2 separate regions of the Homo sapiens genome follow, and region 1 is linked to region 2. The links are chromatin loops, found by intact Hi-C in ENCODE. Cell type or tissue: prostate gland. All regions are shown on one strand. Links, peaks and the distances in the headings refer to the core of each region. The heading gives the core; the rest is flanking DNA.

Region 1 (5,311 bases), core at 312-5,311, 1.6 Mb after region 2:
CTCTGAAATCTCTCTTGAATCACTGCAGTTTCCCCCATCCCCACTCGGGCTGTCTTTCAGATCACCGTGTTGAAGTCATTGCTGGCTGGACTGCTGCAGGAGCTTCCTCTCTGGTCTCCAGCCTCAGTCCTGCCCCATTCATGGCCTCTCCACACTGTGGTCAAATAGGCTTTCCAAATGCCAGACTGACCTGTGCCACTCCCCTGTGGAAAGCCCTGCCATGGTTACCCATTATTCTTGGGAGAACACCCAAATCCTCAACAGGTCACCCACCCTGACAGCTGGCCCCTCAGATCTCTCCAGCTTCATCTCTTTCCCTCACTAACTCCCCACACCCTGCCCACTCCATGTTCCTGGAATGTGCCACGCTCTCCTACCTGCACCATCTCAGCAAGCACTGCCCTCCCCTCCCATCAGACTCCTACTTATCATCCAGATTCCAGCATTTATATCACCTCCTCTGGGAAGTCTTTCCTGATTTCCTAAGCCTGGGTTAGGTGTACTTCCCTGGCATTCCTGTGGCTGCCTGTCCTTCCCCATCACCACACCTCTCGCATCCTAATATCACAATTAGCTCTCTTTCTCTTTTTCTCCGTGTGTGTGTGTGTGTGTGTGTGTGTGTACTTCCACTAGTCTATAAGTGGTGGGTAAAAAAGGTTTCATTGTTTGGTTTTCATACCACAGTGGGGGGTCAGGCCTGGCATCCAGACCCTGTGTCCACTCTAAGTGGGCAAGGACCCTATCTGTCTTGTCCATTGTTATATCCATGTCAGGTGCATGGTTGGCACTATATATCCATGTTGAATAAAATATTGCAATAAATAAATGAATGAAAAAATCAGAAAACTCAGGTCCATTCATTCATTCAAGGGATAGTTACTGAACATGTACCTACTACACGGCAGTTACTCATCCATGTCTTGGGAATACAGCAGTGCAAAGAGTAGACCCAGGCCCCTGCCTTTGTGTAACTGTACCTGGGACAGGAGAAAATAAGTATATTAAAGGCTCTGTTAAAAAGTATAAGGGCCAGGCGCAGTGGCTTATGCCAGTAGTCCCAGCACTTTGGAAGGCCGAGGTGGACAAATCGTTTGAGGCCAGGAGTTCAGGACTAGCCTGAACAGCATGACAAGATCCTGTCTCTACAAAAAAAAAAAAAAAAAAAAAAAAAAAATTAACCAGATATGGTGGCACGCGCCTATAGTCCCAGCTACTCAGGAGGCTGAGGCAGGCAGATTGCTCAAGCCCAGTCTGTAACGAACCATGATCGCGCCAGAACCAGACCCTGTCTCAAAAAAACCAATTCTATTCCTAGGCATATACCCAAGAGAAATGAAAACATCCATGCACACAAACACTTGAACAAAAATGTTCATAGCAGCATTCTTCAAAATAGTCACAAAGTAGAAAGAACTCAAATATCCATCAATGGATAAGTGGATAAACAACGTGTGGTCTATCCATACAATGGAATTGTACTTGGTAGTGAAAAGGAATGAAGTACTGACACGTGCTACAACATGGACAAACTTTGAACATATTATGCTGAGTAGAATAAGTTAATCACAAAGACCACATATTGTATGATTCCATTTATATGAAATGCCCAGAATAGGCAAATCCATAGAGACAGAAAGCAGGTTAACAGTGGCCTAGGGCTGGAAGGGGGATGGTTGGGGAGCAGGGGCTTGATAGCTACAGGGTATAATGATTCTTTTGGGCATGATAAAATTATTCTAAAATCGACCACGGTGATGGTTGTACAACTCTGTGATACATTAAAAACCACTGAATTGTATACTTTAAATGGGTGAATTATATGGAATGTGAGTTATATTTCAATAAAGCTTTACATACATACATATATACATCCATAGAGCAGGTGAGGGAGGTGAGGCTTACAGAGAGAGGGATGTAATTTTATTGTTTTTTAAATTTTAAATATCAGACAGGTTTGAAATTTTTAAACATGCAATTCAATAATGAAAGACTTGATTCCAAATATACAAATATATATAATTAGTCTAATTAAGTTAGAGATATCATTAGCTATTTCCTGATTTATTCTTTCATTTTAAAATGGACACATAAGATTGTATGTTGTAATCATATACAACATGATGTTTTGAAGTACATATACCTTGTGGAATGGTGAAAACTATTTCCTGATTTAAAGTTGGAAACTGAAACCCAGTGAAAAGAAATCCTACATGCTCAAAGTATTTTCTCTAGATCATGAAATCCTGGATGCAAGCTTGGTTCCGCTTAATGCTAGTTTGCAGAGTCAGCTAAGTAAACACTGCCCCCTAGCAACAGCACGCAAGAACCATAATATTTAGTATTTCATGAGGTCTTTCCACAGGGTCCGGTAATGTCAAATTTAGAACTATCCACAGTTCTTTGTTTTTCCACAGGAAAAACAAAGGCAAAGAGCTCATTATCTTGATTTTTTAACTTTTTAAAACTGACACATAATAATTGTGTATATCAATGTCATGTTTTGATCTATGTATACATTATAGAAAGACTTGATCGAGCTAATTAAAGATCCGATCATGCCGTTATTTTAATGGCAAAAACCACAATTACCTTCGCACCAACCGAATCACCTCCCCAGTTTATTTTTGTGGTGAGATTATTAAAGTCTACTCTTTTAGCAATTTTGAAATATACAATACATGATCATTAATTGTGGTCACCATGCAGTGCGACCGCTCACTAAAGCTTATTCCTCCAGTCTAACTGAAACTTACGCCCTCTGATCAACATCTCTTTCCCCATCCTGTCCCCACCCCTCCCTCTAGCAGCCACCTTTCTACTCTGTTTCTATGACACTGGTTTTATTTTTTTGGACTCCACAGATAAGTGACATCGTGCAGTATTTGAAGAAGAAGGTGAAGAAGATGGGAGGGTCCTGCAGATATCCAGGGGCAAACAGGATGATCACCCCAAGTTTCATCATTATTCATTCATTCACAACCCCCCTACTGCACACCCAATCTTCCTTGCTGATTCTGGTTCTGACTGCGCTTCAGCAGGCCTCAGCTTTCTTTCGTGGTCCAACAGTGACACCTAGCGGTGACTTCTGATAAGCACATGCGGAGATGCTGTGGGCCTACCCATGAGGGGAGTCCGAAGACAACAGCCACTGAGGGGACAGCCGGCCAGGCAGTGAGACCCCAGGTCCTCTCCACTGTTAGTCCAGCGAGGAAGGGGGAAGTGAGTGGGACGTGGCTCTCTGGCTGTCCCTTCAAAGTGCATCCAAATCAAAAGAACACTGTAGTCCCTTCATTTTCAGCATCACCCCATTCTCACCCTCCCATGTATTCCCCTGCTGACGTGCGCATGGGCTCTCCTTTGGCCAGTGGTGCTCACCCCTGGCTGCACATTACAATCACAGAGGGGAGGGGCAGGCTGTATTCAAGCTAGAGGTCCTCTCCAGAGATACTGTTTAAGTGAAGCCAGGGCAGCAGCATATTGTTTTTAATTCCCCCTCGTGAAAGAGCTGATGGAAATCAAGTGGATAATAAAGCCAGCTGGTCAAAATCAGATTAAAGTCAGCCCAGTTGGGCTCCTAGGTCAGTCAATGAATCTAAGCTGTGCCGTTATCAGAACATCTATTCCTGTTCTGAGTTTCTTCATTTACCCTATTTATTTCTCCTTCCTACGAGCCAAGAAAAATGACACACTATAAGGTTTTATCAATCTACTCTAAATAAGGACATCAAAATTCATAGCAAACTCCCACCTGGCCCACCTTCAAAGGCCTTTATAGAAGCAGTCAAGCAAAATTGGTCGTCCAATCCCTTGTGACAATGAAGTCTAATTTCCTGCCCTGGCTGCTGCCAGTACATGACGGGAAATGCCACTGGTAAAGGAAGGACAGGCTTGGAGAAACGGACAGACAGCATCTGTGACTAGTAGGAAAGAACTCCCCCTCTGAGCATTCCTCTTAGCTCTTTACGGAATGCTGAGGCAGGTGAGGGAGGTAGAGCCCTTCCCTGGCAACCAAGCCCCTCCTCCGATGAGCTAGGGAATAAATCAAGATCACCTGGAAACTGAAAGCCCCTGGAATCACAAAACTCTATCTGTGCCCCATTTGTGTTCTGTCCTTCTTAGACCACTTACTACATATATTCTGCCTGTGTTCTAGTCAATTCCCTGATCTGTTCTCTAACCATAACTATTATGTTGTTATATGCAGGGGATTTTTATTAAGGAAACCTCTTCGTCATGCCAAATTTTTTATTCTTAGACATTAACCTTCACAATCTCCTAAAAGGACATAAGTTTCAGGAAACTATTTCCCGGAAGGGCTGGTGCGTTTGATATTAAAAAGACGTGTTTCCCCTCCAGATAGCATCCATTTACTCTGGAAACATCTACTGCTCGCAAACACGGTGTTGGGATTCTAAAAAGGAAAGATGCAGAGTTCCTGAGGGTCAGGATGATGGAGGCCCCTGGGCCTGCCTCAGCTCCCGTGGGTGTCTAGCATGGTGCTGACTGTTGCAGGATGTTTCCAGTTCATCCCAGAGCCTACCAGTAGTAGCAAAAGGCAATCTCATATGACATTTTGTTATTGAAGATAAAACAGTCCCTGATTTTGTTGTCATCTACATAATCAAGAATAACCGAATATAAAATGTGTGCTTGGCTGGGCTCAGTGGCTCACACCTGTAATCCCAACACTTTGGCTGAGGCAGGAGGATGGCTTGAGCCCAGGAGTTTGAGACCAGCCTGAGCAACACAGTGAGACCCCATCTCTATGAAAAAATAACAAAAATTAGCTGAGCATGGTGGCGCATGCCTGTGGTCCTGGCTACTCAGGAGGCTGAGGTGGGAGGATTGTTCAACCCCGGGAGGTGGAGGCTGCAGTGAACTGGCATCATTCCACTGCCCTCCAGCCTGGGCAATGGAACAAGACCGTTTCCAAAAAAAATGTGTGTTTTCAGTCAAATCCGGTATAGTAAGAAAACTCTGCTCTGTGTGGAAAGGCTACCAGCTCTATCGTCACAGCTCTTCAGAAGCCTGTGCCTGAGCTCATGCCTTGGGCATGCCTTATTGATGATGGATTTTAGGTTAAATATACAGCCATGCATTTTGCCCTTAGATATTTCAAGTAATAAATCCCTCCCACAGGGGTAAAAGCGACAAGCGACACGCGCTATATTCCAAATCTCCCAGAGGGTTCGTGTTTTGAGGTTTCGGCCTCTGCAGCTTCCCACGGGAGTGCCGCATGCCCATCCACGTACCCGCCAGCAGGCCGATGAGCAGCATCACCACCCATCCCGACCAGGCATCCAGCAGGCTC
Region 2 (5,386 bases), core at 296-5,295:
GCCTGGATACAAGGAAGAGATACTCCTTAAAGAGAAGGAAGAAACAAAGTCAGGTAGCTAGGATGAGCTGGGTGAGGCAGGGGGACAACTAGCCTTGAAGGCCAAGGAGAGAAAGTGGTCCATAGACATCATCTGGAAGGGAGAGGACACAGCAGAGCCTCAGATCAAATGATCCTATTAGATAAAAAAATGACTGGCTTTGTCAGCTGCAGGAAACAATACCTTGGTCTGAATTCATACATGACAACACAGACAAGGGGTCTTTTCTCTTAATTCTAAAGTAAACACCGAAATCCAACCTATAAATGCTACTATTTAAGTTAGTTTATGTACATGCAACAAAGGAAAGTCCACTACTTGAGGTACTGTTGAATAAAAAAATGTAAAACTAAATTATCATCAATCTCAATCACTTCTACTTTAGAAAATTTATTTTCTATTTATAAGGTTTTTTTAAATTAAATTCTTCTAGTGAGACAAAAAAACTTCACCTCTGTACAATGAATGCCCCTAACTCAGAAACCAGAGAAATTATGGAAAAAAGAAATACCAAAAAAACCCACTCCTAATTCCCATTACGGTTAGAACCAACCATGCTTAGGTAATACTTCTACTATTTAAAATATCACAGAGCTGACTTCCCCATGTGCTAAAGAGAAGTTCAGAAAAGCCACATATATGGCAACAGGTGTAAGTTTTGACAAAATAATAAAAATACCTCAAAAAGAGATCAAAGTGCTTCAATAAAGCCTTCAGATTCTTCTCAGAAAAGGACATCTTTCCAAGGATTTCTGGAAGTTTCACTGCATTAAAAATAAAGGCAAAACCATTTACAATTAGCAGAATCTGACAATGCATAGGATTCACTCAGGGAAGGTCTGGGCCCCTCCTTATCTCTACTGGAACTGAAATTAACATCCACATTATCAAACAAATCCCCAAACTCTTACTGAACAAAGACAGAGTAGCAGTACAAATATTACAAACATAATTTTTATGAAATTTAAGATTCATTCAATGCCTTTTCTTTGATAGATTACTTTTAATTTTTCTTGGATCCCCAAATTTCTTAGTTAGATAATTATAGCCCAAACCACAAGGTGTACAGAAAGCTAACAAGAGAATACAAAATGAAAAATGGAAAGAAGGCAGGAACCAGGATTCTTACCAAACAATCGCAGCAAATGTTGTGCCCCATAAATGTAAGAGGGTGGAGGCGGCTGGTCACCTGGGGGGTAATTGTCAGGCACAAGCTTCCAGGAGAGGACCTGGAAAAAGCACGAATTGAATGCTTTTGTTATTCTTAATGGAGACACTTCCAACCACCTAACAATTATGACAGTAAATTGTACGTAGAGGGGAAAAAATAAGTGATTGGATCAAAATAAACACAAGCTTACAAAAAACAAAGATGAAAGGCAAAAACACTTAAAATAGATCAAGAAAGTCTTTAATTTCTTAACTCGCAACAGTTATTCTCTATAAATAACTGTAACTGTTTAGGTTCTTTAGTCCTTTCTCTTTATTGAAAATTCTGCTGCATGGCCAGGCGCGGTGGCTCACACCTGTAATCCCAGCACTTTGGGAGGCCGAGGTGTGTGGATCAACTGCGGTCGGGAGCTTGAGACCAGCCTGGCCAACATGTTGAAACCCCATCTCTACTAAAAATACAAAAAATTAGCCAGGTGTGGTGGTGGACGCCTGTAATCCCAGCTACTTGGGAGGCTGAGGCAGGAGAATCACCTGAACCAAGGAGGCAGAGGTTACAGTGAACCAAGGTTGTGCCACTGCACTCCAGCCTGGGCAACAAGAGTGAAACTCTGGCCCCCTTCCCCTCCACCCAGAAAAAAGAAAATCCTGCTGCACTAGAGAGAGAATGAAGCATTAAAAAGTAATCCATAGATGTTCTGAATAATATTACTGTTGTTTCAAGATTCCTTAATTTCTTGCTGTTAGATTCATTATGGAAACGAATTTGAATCTTTTAACCCCTTGAATCAACTGAAATAGACTTCAAACCTGATAACTGATTTGTCTTCATTCTGAATTTCAGAACTGTGGGTGGACCTGGGGCTTTTGTTAAAGGGAGAGTTGCATTTCAAAACTCTCTGATGAATTTCCGTAAAAGTACTTCAGCAAATTATAGAACCAGAGCCTACTCTACTGAGCTGCTACTTTGGCTTTTGGGACGTCATATTCAATATGGAAACAGTCAGACTGGAGGAAGTCCACCAGCAGACAAAGCAGAAAGAAAGATGCCCCCACAAACTCAGAAACACTGATATAGTCAGTTTAACAACATGGAACTGCCAGAAGCTAATAAGCACCAAGGTGGCCCTGAAGGATCCAGAACAAAGGCCTAGCTTCACTTTGGCCCCTGCCTAGACAGGCCTAGACTCTCGCCTAGGTCTCCACCCCCAGCGCCCCACTTCTGCACTGTGGAGCACTGAGGGAAGGGATCGTTCCAGCATCTTTACAGCATCCCCAGCACCTGCCCAGTGCACACAGCTGAAGCTTTGGAACCATTCTGAAAGTGACTCAAAGGAAACATACAGGACTTTGCAATCTCAGAGGCATGAACAGCACTTGGCACGTACAAAAGCAGGTCATCTGGCTCTATCTCACTCACTCAATTCTGTGTTTCAAGGCAGTTTATAATCTTCTATTTATGAAGACACATTTTCCGGGGAAAAATGGTAGGTTTCTAGTCGGGGGATTCCCAGTGGGGTATGCATGGGAATCATTGATGGACCTTTACTGGCATGTGCTGGCCCAGACCAGCCCCTAGTACTGTGGAGCAGCGATTGGAACTGAGAGAAAGAGCCCTGGTCAAAAAACACGGTGGTAGACGTACGTAAGAAGGTGGGAATCCACGAAGGTCTCATGAGTCCTTGTGAGAGCCGCCTGAACCCCAACCATTTCCCAGAAAGCACTTTCAAACTATAAGTTGCAGCTGTACCTATAACCACTAGATGGCGCATTCGCACTGCAGACCGGAGTGGGAATAGCCCTTACTTGACAACTCAGATGCCCCTTAAATTCACGATTTCCCCTCAATAATAAAATTCGTAGTGCATTCTTATCTGAAAAATGGGCATGTCAGGGACTGCTTGAACTAGGGATTTCCTAACCTACCCTCAACAATCATCATAACACAAATTAGGCTTTCTAGATTCTCTATGGGGTCAGCCAACTGTAGCCCCTAGGCCAAATCCAGCCCCATGCTCATATGTTCAAAATGGTTGGGGAAAAAAAATCATACGAATAATATTTTGTGATATGTGAAAATCACATGACATTAAATTCTCAGTGTCCATGAATGAATTAAGGGGGCAGCACACAGAGCCACACCCCTTTGTTTATGGCAGAGCCACGTCCCTTTGTTTAGGGCTTTCCTGCTGGAACAGCAGAGTTGAGCAGTCTCTCAAGAGACCTTAGGGTACACACTACTGAAGACAGTTATCGTCTGGAAGAAAGTTTTGTGACTTCTCTTCCCATCATCAAGTGCTCTTTGCCTAGGCTGGGCACAGTGGCTCATGCCTGTAACCCCAGCACTTTGGGAGGCAGAGGCGGGAGGATCACTTGAGCTCAGGAGTTGGTGACCAGGCTGGGCAACATGGCAAAACTTAGTCTCTACAAAAAAATGCAAAAATTAGCCAGGCCATGGTGGCATGAGCCTGTAGTTCCAGCTACTCAGGAGGCTGAGGTGGGAGGATCGCCTGAGCCCAGGAGGCAGAGGCTGCAGTGAGCTAACATCCTGCCACTGCACTGCAGCCTGGGTGACAGCATGAGAGTGAGACCCTGTGTCAAAAAAAGAAAAAAATGTTCTTTGCCTAGCAAAGCCATTTTCCCTTGTGCAACTCCTACTCACCTTAAAAAAAGAGGAAATCTCACCTCCTAGGAGACGTTCACAGAATATGCTGATAAACTGAGACGTCTTCAGAATCCCTGACAAACTCACCACCTACAGATCACCTAATGGGCCTTAAAAATAGTTTTAAAATGAAAAGTTTTCCCATCTATCAAGTGGAAATCTGGTGGCAAGGCTGATCTCGAGAATTCAAAGTATTTGGTTCAAGTGTCTGGCACAGTGGTGGCCTAGAGCCCATCCCTGAAGGGACGGCTATTGGTATTACTGTTAATGATGGAGGGGAATCAGGGATTTAAAGTAGGAGTCAGCAAACTACAGCCTGCTGGTCACATCCCGCCCAACTACTGCCTGTTTCTATATTGCCCACAAGCTAAGAGTGGATGTTATATTTTTAAATGATTGAAAAACAAAAAAAATTTTCAAACACATGAAAATTAAATGCTAGTCAAATTTCAGTGTCCATAAATCAAGTTTTATTGGAATATAGCACACTCATTTTATTTACATACTATCTGTGGCTACTTTTGGAGTTAAGTAGCCTTGACAGACACCATATGGCCCACAAAGCCGAAAGTATTTACCCTCTGGCCCTCTGTGGAAATTGACATCTGTTCTATAAAGTAAAAATACTGGTATTTCAATAATTGCACTTATTTAAAAGATGATTGTCAGTGTAGGGCTGGAATCCTAACAATTTTCTCACTTTAGAAACCAAAACCCACAGTGTTAAGCATAAAATTACGTACAATTTTGATAATGTTTACAGTAATAGCAGCAACATGATGCTTTAAGAACCTTGACTTCCACCTATAGAATTGAAGTAATCACAAATAAAGGAACCATTGGGAACAAACATCAAACATTCTTTACCTCGTTTATTTCATTAGTTCTTCTCCCTTCAAAGCCAGCAAACACAGCACTCCCTTCCTTGCTAGGAGTCAGAGGAATAGGTGAAGATGATCTGCTATGCACAGGTGTCTCTTCCAAAGAAAAAGATGAAATTATTCACACAGCAACTGAATTAAAGACTGCCTCAAGACTGTTAAAAACTGCAGAACATAAATCTAAACTTGGTTCTCAGAAATTACCAACCTTTAACGATAAGACTTTCCTAACAGATAGCACCTGAATTTTATTTGGTTAAAAAAATAAGGAATAAAGCACTGACATATGCTACAATGTGGATGAACCTTAAAAGACTATGCTTAGTGAATGGAGCCAATCACAAAGGGCCACATACTATGTTTCCATTTATATGAAATACCCAGGGTAGGCAAATCCAGAGAGACCGAAAGCAGCTTAGTGGTTGCCAGGAGCTTGCAGAAGGGGAAGTGGGGAGTGATTGCTACTGGGTATGGGGTTTCTCGTGGGGGGGTGCTGAAAATGTTCTGGAATTGACTGTGCAGATGGTCGCACAACTCTGTGAATACACTAAAAACTACTGGATTGAACTGTATATGTGGATGTGTCAATGAAGCTGTTAAGTGCCACTGAATTATTCACTTTACAATGGTT

The links. A loop is a pair of places that touch in the nucleus more often than their neighbours do. Peaks named below come from ENCODE experiments on the same cell type or tissue, not always from the same donor. Only the 100,000 strongest peaks of a DNase experiment are listed, where the experiment ranks them.
Region 1: it touches region 2 in a loop (5-fold over the local background); 5 of 110 quality-filtered maps call a loop at or near these places.

Annotation. Positions count from the first base shown.
Region 1 is chrX:10,187,556-10,192,866 of GRCh38, reverse strand. CLCN4 (chloride voltage-gated channel 4) reads right to left here. Exons shown (of 13, transcript NM_001830.4): 4 at 5,253-5,311. Among named protein-coding and RNA genes, the nearest start is that of CLCN4, 33 kb to the right of the region's middle. RefSeq lists a silencer at 2,987-3,116. In prostate gland, for the core only: CTCF peaks have their summits at 2,322 and 3,093 (motif pointing left); a DNase peak (open chromatin) is centred at 3,066.
Region 2 is chrX:11,768,038-11,773,423 of GRCh38, reverse strand. MSL3 (MSL complex subunit 3) reads right to left here. Exons shown (of 13, transcript NM_078629.4): 10 at 4,742-4,851; 11 at 1,169-1,268; 12 at 719-803. Among named protein-coding and RNA genes, the nearest start is that of MSL3, 12 kb to the right of the region's middle. In prostate gland, for the core only: a CTCF peak has its summit at 2,985 (motif pointing right); a DNase peak (open chromatin) is centred at 2,963.